2 separate regions of the Homo sapiens genome follow, and region 2 is linked to region 1. Evidence: read pairs that join two places in POLR2A ChIA-PET (ENCODE). Cell type or tissue: OCI-LY7. All regions are shown on one strand.

Region 1 (5,000 bases):
GCTTTTGGAATGGTGTCAATAGGATTGGTGCCAATTCTTCTTTGAATGTCTGATAGAATTCAGCTGTGAATCCATCTGGTCCTGGACTTTTCTTGTTGGCAATTTTTTTTACTACCATTTCAATCTTGCTATTTGTTATTGGTCTGTTCAGAGTTTCTATTTCTTCCTAGTTTAATCTAGGAGGATTGTATAGTTCCAGGAATTTATCCATCTTCTCTAGGTTTTCTAGTTTATGCACATAAAGGTGTTCATAGTAGCCTTGAATGATCTTTTGTATTTCTGTGGTATCAGTTGTAATATCTCCCATTTCATCTCTAATTGAGTTTATTTAGATCATCTCTCTCCATAGCAGCCTTGAATGATCTTTTGTATTTCTGTGGTATCAGTTGTAACATCTCCCATTTCATCTCTAATTGAGCTTATTTGAATCATCTCTCTTCTTTTATTGGTTAATCTCACTATTGGTCTATCAATTTTGTTTATCTTTTCAAAGAAACAGCTTTTTGTTTCATTTACCTTTTTTATTGTTTTTTGTTTTGTTTTGTTCTGTTTCCATTTCATTTCCTTCTGCTCTGATCTTCATTATTCCTTTTCTTCTGCTGGGTTTGGGTTGGTTTGTTCCTGTTTCTCTAGCTCCTTGAGGTGTGACCTTAGATTGTCTATTTGTGCTCTTTCAGACTTTTTGATTTAGGTATTTAATGCTATGAACTTTCCTCTTAGCATTGCCTTTGTTGTATCCCAAAGGTTTTGATAGGTTGTGTCATTATTATCATTCAGTTCAAATAATTTTTTAATTGCCATCTTGGACCAAGCATGGTGGCTCATGCTTAAAATCCCAGCATTTTGGGATGCCAAGCCAGGTGGATCACAAGGTCAGGAGTTTGAGACCAGCCTGGCCAACATGGTGAAACCCTGGCTCTACTAAAAACACAAAAATTAGCTGGGCATGGTCACAGGTGCCTGTAATCCCAGCTACTCAGGAGGCTGAGGCAGAAGAATCGCTTGAACCCAGGAGGTGGAGGTTGCAGTGAGCAGAAATTGAGCCACTGCACTCTAGCCTGGGTGACAGAGCTAAACTCCATCTCAAAAAAAAAAAAAAAAAAAAAATTCCATCTTGATTTCATTGTTGACCCAACAACCATTCAGGTGCAGGTTATTTAATTTCCATGTATTTGCATGGTTTTGAGGCTTGCTTTTGGAGTGGATATCCAATTTTATTCCACTGTGGTCTGAGAGACTACTTGCTATAATTTCAATTTTCTTAAATTTGTTGAGACTTATTTTGTGGCCTATTATATGGTTTATCTTAAAGAATGTCCTATGTGCTGAGTATATTCTCCAGTTATTGGGAAGAATATTCTGTAAATATCTGTTAAGTCTGTTTGTTCTGTTAAGTCTGTTTGTTCTAAGTCCATCTTTTTGTTGTTGACTTTCTGTCTTAATGACCTGTCTAGGTGCTGTCAGTGGAGTATTACAGTCCTCCATTATTATTGTGTTGCCATCTACCTTATTTCTTAGGTCTAGTAGTAATTGTTTTATAAATTTGGGAGCTCCAGTGTCAGGTGCATATATATTTAGAATTGTGACATTTTCCTGTTGGACTAATTCTTTTATCATTGTATAATGTCCCTCTTTGTCTTTTTTAACTGCTGTTGCTTTAAAGTTTGTTTTATCTGATATAACAGTAGCTACTCTTGCTTGCTTTTGGTGTCCATTTGCATAGAATATCTTTTTTCACCCCTTTACCTTAAGTTTATGTGAGTCGTTCTGTGTTAGGTGAGTCTCTTGAAGGCAGGGGATAGTTAGTTTGTGAATTCTTATCATTCTGCCATTCTGTATATTTTAAGTGGAGCATTTAGGCCATTTACATTCAATGTTAGTATTGAGATGTGAGGTACTATTCTATTCATCATGGTATTTGTTGCCTGAATACCTTGGGGGGTTTTGTGTGTGTGTGTGTGTGTGTGTGTGTGTGTGTGTGTGTGTAATTGTTATATATGTCCTGTGAGATTTATGCTTTAAGAAGGTTCTGTTTTGCTGTATTTCAAGGATTTGTTTCAAAATTTAGAGCTCCTTTTAGCAGTTCTTACTGTGCAGGCTTAGTAGTTGTGAATTTTCTCAGCATTTGTTTGTCTGAAAAAGACTGTATCTTTCCTTCATTTATGAAGCTTAGTTTTGCTGGATACAAAATTCTTGCCTGATAATTGTTTTGTTTAAGGAGGCTAAAGATAGGACCCCAATCCCTTCTAGCTTATAGGGTTTCTGCTGACAAATCTGCTGTTAATCTGATAGGCTTTGACCCCAATCCCTTCTAGTTTATAGGGTTTCTGCTGAGAAATCTACTGTTAATCTGATAGGCTTTTCTTTATAGGCTACCTGAAGATGCATATGTAAGTATTTTATCTTTCTGATAAGTTGAGACTTTTTAACCAATTGACCCTCTTTATCTCTAAAAATGCTTTTTGCAATTTAAAGCCTATTTTGTCTTATGTCAAAATTGCCAGCTTCTTTTGGTTTTTAGTCACCTATTTCCCTTTCTATTATTTTACTTTTAAACATTCTGTATCCTTATATTTTAGACACTTTTTTTTTTTTTTGAGACAGAGTCTCACTCTGTCCCCCAGGCTGGAGTACGATAGTGCGATCTCAGCTCACTGCAACCTCCACCTCCCACGTTCAAGCAATTCTCCTACCTCATCCTCCAGAGTAGCTGGGATTACAGATGCATGCCCGGCTAATTTTTGTATTTTTAGTAGAGACGGGGTTTCACCACGTTGGCCGGGCTGGTCTTGAACTCCTGACCTCAGGTGATCTGCCCGCCTCAGCCTCCCAAAGTACAGGGATTACAGGCATGAGACATCACTCCCAGCCTGGACATTTCTGTTATAAGTAGCATATAGCTGAATTCTTCATCCACTCTAACAATCTTTGGTTCCTTTAGATTATGATTAGTGATACAATGGAATTTATTTCAACATCATATTTTGTGCTTGCTATTTGTCTTGCCTATTCTCTACTTTTTTCTCAGCTCCCTTGATTTCCTTGAGGTTATTTTTCTCATTTAATTTTTCTCCATTAGCTAGGAAGTTATCCATTATTTTCCTAATTTTTAGTAGTTGCCCTAGACATTTTAACATGCATACTTTGCTTATCGAAGTCTCAATAATCATTATCTCTAATCTCTTCCCAAACTATACAAGAATTTTAGAGCACATTAACTCCTTTTGCTTCTCCAACTTATGTTACTAGTTCCCACTGAATATATCATTATTACCTTATATAGTCAATACGTGTTTTAACTTAAACTTTCTTTGGTCTTCATTATTTCTTGTTTTTAAGATCCTTTATCTGGAAATAATTTTCTTCTACCTCAAGTGTTACTCTTTTAGTGAAGATCTGCTGGAACAAATTCTTTAGGTTTTTGTGCATCTGAAAGGCCTTTATTGTGTCCCTGTTTTTTAAAGATTGTTTTTTAATGAAAATAGAATCCTAGGGTGACAGTTAATTTCCCACAGTACATGAAAGATAATATTCTATTGTCTTCTGGCTTCTATTGTTACATTGTCAGGATAATTTGTCATGTCTTTGAAGCTAAGCTTAAGATCCTCTCTTTATCTTTTGTGTTCTGCAGTTTAATTATATTTTGTCTATGTGTGGATTTCTTTTTACTTACTCTGTCTGGAATTCATATGACTTCATCAATATGTCAAGTGATGCTTTTTATTGATCCTTGAAAATTCTCAGCCATTATCTCTTTAAATGTTGCCTTTTCCAATTTTCTTTCCTCTCTTCTTTTTCTGTAGCAATAATTAAAATTTTGTTCAGATTCTTTTTTTTTTTTTTTGAGACGGGGTCTTCACCCTGTTGCCCAGGCTGGAGTGCAGTGGTGTGATCTTGGCTCACTGCAACCTCTGCCTCCCAGGTTCAAGTGATTCTCCTGCCTCAGCCTCCTGAGTAGCTGGGATTACAGGCACGCGCCATCCCACCCGGCTAATTTTTTTTCTTTTTTCTTTTTTTTTTTTTTTGTATTTTTAGTAGAGACACGGTTTCACCACGTTGGCCAGGATGGTCTCGAACTCCTGACACTGTAAGCCACCTGCCTCAGCCTCTCAAAGTGCTGGGAATACAGGCGTGAGCCACTGCGCCCGGCTCAAATTCTTTTGATTAATTTTCTATGCAGCTTGGATTTACCTATTCATAAATTCATTCACTCTCTTATTTTTAATTATTACATTTTTATTTTTTCAAGTTGTATTTGGTTATTTTTTAAATGAGCTTGGAAAAATAAAAATAAAAAAATAAAATGAGCTTGGTTAGTCCTCATAGTTTCTTATCTTAAGCTCGTATCTTGTGTTTAGGGGAGGTTTTTTATTCTGTTTTTGGTTTTACAGACATGCTCATTTGCCTTTTAATTTCATTGGCAGAAATTCTCTGTAGTCTGAGATAAAAAATAGATTTCACCAAAAAAGGAAAAAAAAATGGGTTCTGCTCAGTACCAGCAACACTTCCAATGTACGAAATCCTTTTTTTTTTTTTTGAGATGGAGTCTCATTCTTTTGTCCAGGCTGGAGTGCAGTGGCACAATCTCGGCTCACTGCAACCTCCCCCTCCTGGGCTCAAGCGATTCTCCTGCCTCAGCCTCCTGCGTAGCTGAAATTACAAGTGTGTGCCACCACGCCCAGCTAATTTTTGTATTTTTATTAGAGACAGGGTTTCACCATGTTAGCCAGGCTGGTCTCAAACTCCTGACCTCAAGTGATCCGCCCGTCTCGGCCTCCCAAAGTGCTGGGATCACAGGTGTGAGCCACCGAGCCCGGCCCAATGTATGAAATCTTTAAACCAAATCTGCATCTTGAGGTTTTCCTGACTTCATAGGTATTGTAAATTCCAGATGCATACCTGTATTAGAGCTGGTTTACAATCACAAATTCTCAGGACCAAGAAATCAGGCACCTGCTCTACACCAGTGATAGGTGATCTTCCTTACAGACTTCTTAAGT
Region 2 (5,000 bases), 140 kb after region 1:
GTTTTTCTAGGCTCTGTTACAAAAATTAATACCACCATCTAGTGGACCCTTCATATACCTATGTCTGATTGTAGATTTCTTCTCTGGTTTTCCAGTCATTTCACTGAGATCTGAACTGTATCTTCTATATATTCCTGAGAATTTTAAAATTGTTTATTTTTGAGGTGGGAATCAGGTTTATTGAGGTATAATTTATATCCAGTAAAATTGGCCCTTTTTAGTGTACAGTTCTATGAGTTTGTTTTTTGTGTGTTTTTTGTTTTGTTTTGTTTTTGAGACAGAGTCTTGCTCTGTCACCCAGGTTGGAGTACAGTGGCGTGATCTTGGCTCACTGCAATCTTCACCTCCTGGGTTCAGGCAATTCTCCTGCCTCAGCCTCTTGAGTAGCTGGGATTACAGGCGCCTGCCACCACATCTGACAAATTTTGTATTTTTGGTAGAGACTGGATTTCACCATGTTAGCCAGACTGGTCTTGAACTCCTGACCTCAGGTGATCCACCCACCTTGGCCTCCCAAAGTGCTGGCATTACAGGTGTGACCCACGGCACCTGGCCTTTTGTTTTCTTTTGAGACAGAGTCTCGCTGTGTTGCCCAGGCTGGAGTACAGTGATGCAATCTTGGCTCACTGCAACTTCTGTCTCCCAGGTTCAAGCGAGTCTCCTGCCCCAATCTTCTGAGTAGCTGAGACTACAGGTGCATGACACCACACCTGGCTAATTTTTGTATTTTTAGTGGATATGGGGTTTCGCCATGTTGGCCAGGCTAGTCTTGAACTCCTGACCTCAAGTGATCTGCCTGCCTTGGCCCCCAAAGTGCTGGGATTACAGACGTGAGCGACCATGCCCGGCCCTATGAGGTTTTTGGGTGTTTTGTTTTGTTTTTTTAATTTCCATAGGTTTAGGCTAGGCACGGTGGTTCACGCCTGTAATCCCAGCACTTTGGGAGGCCGAGGCGTGTAGATCACTTGAGATCAGGAGTTCTAGACCAGCCTGGCCAACATGATGAAACCCCATCTCTACTAAAAATATAAACATTAGCCAAGCATGGTGGCGCACACCTGTAATCCCAGCTACTTGAGAGGCTTAGGCGGGAGGATTGCTTGAACCCGGGAGATGGAGGTTATAGTGAGCCAAGATCGCACCACTACACTCACAGCCTGGGCTACAGAGCAGGACTCAGTCTCAAAAAATATATATTTTTTTATAGGTTTTTGGGGGAATGAGTGGTGTTTGGTTACATGAATAAGATGTTTAGTGATAATTTCTGAGATTTTGGCGTACCCATCACCCGGTTCTATGAGTTTTAACAAATAGATAGTTATAGAACCACCACCACAATCAAGATATGGAATAGGTCCGTCAACTCCAAAAAGTACATACCCTTGTGCCCATCTGAAGTCAACCTCTCCACCCATTCCCCAACCTCTGGTAACCACCGATCTATTTTCTCTCCCTATAGCTTTGCTTTTTCCAAAATATCATGTAAATGGAATCATACAAAATGTAGCTTTTGAGTGTGTCTTCTTTCAGTCAGCATAATGCATTGAGATTCATTGATATCATTGTCCCGCATCCCCACCTCCTTCTTTTTTTCTCCCCAGTAATATTCCATTGTATGGATATGCCAGAGTGTATTTATCTACTGACCAGTTGAAGAACATTTGGATTGTTTCCCATTTTTTGTATGAGTAATGTCACTATAAACATTTGCATACAGGTTTTTGTGTAAACATATCTTTTCATCTCTCTTGGGCAAATACCTAGGAATAGGATTGTTAGGTCTTATTGATACCAGTGGGTTAGGGAGGTCCCCAAATGCTGGTGGGGCCTCAACCCCAACCAGTGTCCAGGCTCTTGACACCTTCCCAAGAAGCAATTCAAGGATTAGTTGGAAGATAATGAAAGTGAAACCGTCAGTGCAAGATTATAACTGAGACAGAGAAAGAGATCTAACCTGACCAACTCCATCTTGCCTCTGACCATCAAGCTGTCCTAGTTCATTCCTGGGCATGGGACAAACTAGCTTTAGGAAGAACTTAGTTTATAGTTTATAGTTTGAGGCACAGATGATAACAGCCTTTTCCCAAAACAAATCCCCTTCTTGCCTGGGGACTAGACTGCCTTTGTAGGACTAACATATTAGTCAAAAGATTATAAATTATGGTTTAGGAGTCATGCAGCTGGAGGCTACAAGATTCTGACACTCCCTAAATCGCTCCTGGGGATAAAAATCACTATTATAGGCTGGTGTGATGGCTTATGCCTGTAATCTCAGCACTTTCGGAGGCCGAGGTGGGCAAATCACCTGAGGTTGGGAGTTTGAGACCAGCCTGACCAACATGGAGAAACCCTGTCTCTACTAAAAATACAAAATTAGCCAAGTGTGGTGGCACATGCCTGTAACCCCAGCTACTTGAGAGGCTGAGGCAGGAGAATCACTTGAACCCAGGAAGCTGAGGTTGTGGTGAGCCGAGATGGCACCACTGCACTCCAGCCTGGGCAACAAGAGCGAAAGTCTGTCTCAAAAAAAAAAAAAAAAAAGAAAGAAAGAAAGAAAAGAAAGAAATCACTATTATAAAACCTAAGACCAGTGCTTGGGATATTTTGTAGACCCTGTCCTCGATGGATCAGCTGGCACCACCCAGATGGATAAACTGGCTCATCTGATCTTGTGGCCCCCATCCAGGAAGTGACTCAGTGTAAGAAGACAGCTTCAACTCCCTATGATTTCATCTCTGACCAATCAGCACTCTCGGCTCACTGGCTTCCTCCAACCCACCAATTTGTTCTTTTTTTTTTTGAGACCAAGTCTCACCTGTCGCCCAGGCTGGAGTGCAGTGGCGTGATCTCTGCTCACAGCAACCTCCGCCTCCTAGGTTCAAGCAATTCTCCTGCCCCAGCCTCCCGAGTAGCTGGGATTACAGGTGTGCGACTCCATGCCCGGCTAACTTTTGCATTTTTAGTAGAGACAGGGTTTCACCATGTTGGTCAGGCTGGTCTCAAACTTCTGACCTCGTGACCCACCCGCCTCGGCCTCCCAAAGTGCTGGGATTACAGGCATGGGCCACTGCGCCCAGCCAATTTGTTCTTAAAAACTCTGATCCCTGAATGCTTAGGGAGACTGATTTGAGCAGTAATAAAACTCTGGTCTCCCACACAGCCGGCTCTGTGTGAATTACTCTCTCTCTATGGCAATTCCCATCTTGATAGATTGGCTCTGTCTAGGCAGCGGGCAAGGTGAACCCATTGGGCGGTTATAAAAGTATGGAGGTTTATTGCAAAGAGAAAATTACATATTCAAGAAAGGGGAGTGTGAACATACTCGAGAGTGACACAGCCCGATTTGAGGTTTTTATCTTTACGGATTTCTTTAACCAAGGAATGGAATATTCATGAAGAATCCTGGAAAAAGGTGGAGATTTCTCAGAAATGTGGTGCCATCCATTTTTTAACCAAATATGGGACTGTCATGGCACTGGTGGGTGTGTGATTTAGTACGTTAATAAGCATATAATTAGGTCCTAGGTGAAACCTAGGTCAAATCCAGCGCCATGTTGTGTCCTGTCAGCCTTAGCGAGTTTGGCCCACACCCCGGTTTTTAGAATCTTATCAGCTTCTACCTTATGTAGCTATTTTAACAGATTTTTTCCTTGTTAGTTACGTGAAACTGCTGCCTGGAATTATTAAATTTTTCTGCAACCACCTTGTATTATTCCTGTCTCATTTTCCCCTCTCAGAGATGACTACCTTTTATTTTTCAGGATTGATGAGGGAGGAGGTCAATCTTATGTATTTACTTTCTGTTGAATGGGGCATTGGCCCTGCCTATTGAGGGTATGGAAATCTCTGGCTGCTTGGTCTGAGGGTCCCAAGGGTGGATCATCAGGAGAGTCTGAATATGAGGCAGGGATTGGCTGCAATCTTTGTATGACCATTATTTAGGCATTGAACTGCGGCAACCTAGAAGACACAGACTACAAGGAGGTTAAACAAGCAAGGACCAAAAATTAGTAGTAACAAGATAGTTATTAAAGATCCTAGGAAAGGTAGGAACTATGTCACACTTGGTAGGTATCCTTTAATGAAGTCCCAGATGGTTCGAGTAGTGGAGCTATTGAAATTATGCAGCCAGGTAGCCTGTTGGTAAATATTTTGAATTTGTAGTTTAACTAATACTAGTTTAACTAGTTTAATATTAGTTTAATTAATTTGTAGTTTAACTAATTGAGTTGTTAATATAAGAACAATAGGTGTGGTTTATTATTGTGCAAACCCCTCTTTGTTCAGATAAAACCTCTTTTTTTTTTTTTTTTTTTTTGAGACGGAATCTCACTCTGTCCCCAAGCCTGGAGTGCAATGGTATGATCTCAGCTCACTGCAACCTCCGCCTCCTGGATTCAAGCAATTCCCCTGCCTCAGCCTCCCAAGTAGCTGGGACTACAGGCGCGTGCCACCACGCCCGGCTAATTTTTTGTATTTTAGTAGAGACGGGGTTTCACCATGTTGGTCGTGGCTGGTCTCGAACTCCTGATCTTGTGGTCTGCCCGCCTCAGCCTTCCAAAGTGCTGGGATTGCAGGCATGAGCCACCGCGCCCGACCCAAAACCTCTTGTTTATTTGACCATTTAAGTGGTTTATGCTCTGGCCTTGTTAGGGCTTTATACAACTGCTTAGGAATGAGCCCAAATCCTGGGATCCAAATTCTGTAAAATCCTGCCATATTCAGGAAAGTTCTGAGTTTTTTTTGTTTGCTCGTTAAAGTTCTGTTTTTTAAGATAGTCTCTTTTTCGCCTGATGGACAAGGTTCAATATCCTGGGCTTAGGAGGTACTCCAGATATTTTACTTTCAGTTTAGAAATCTGGGCCTTGAGGCTGGGCACAGTCGCCCACACCTGTAATCCCAACACTCTGGGAGGCCGAGGCCTGCGGCTCACCTGAGGTCAGGAGTTTGAGACCAGCATGGCCAACATGGTGAAACCCTGTCTCTACTAAAAATACAAA

Evidence for each region. Peaks named below come from ENCODE experiments on the same cell type or tissue, not always from the same donor. Only the 100,000 strongest peaks of a DNase experiment are listed, where the experiment ranks them.
Region 2: POLR2A ChIA-PET joins it to region 1 with 5 read pairs; 4 of 35 experiments call an interaction of 5 or more read pairs at or near these places.

Annotation. Positions count from the first base shown.
Region 1 is chr3:155,722,869-155,727,868 of GRCh38, forward strand. All of the region lies in intron 1 of PLCH1 (phospholipase C eta 1), which reads right to left. Among named protein-coding and RNA genes, the nearest start is that of PLCH1, 20 kb to the right of the region's middle. In OCI-LY7, no CTCF peak of the experiment used is centred here; no DNase peak of the experiment used is centred here.
Region 2 is chr3:155,860,038-155,865,037 of GRCh38, forward strand. LOC105374174 (a long non-coding RNA gene) reads left to right here. Exons shown (of 3, transcript XR_924607.4): 3 at 2,611-3,702. Among named protein-coding and RNA genes, the nearest start is that of SLC33A1, 8.1 kb to the left of the region's middle. RefSeq lists an enhancer at 2,635-2,694. In OCI-LY7, a CTCF peak has its summit at 40 (motif pointing left); DNase peaks (open chromatin) are centred at 34 and 2,734.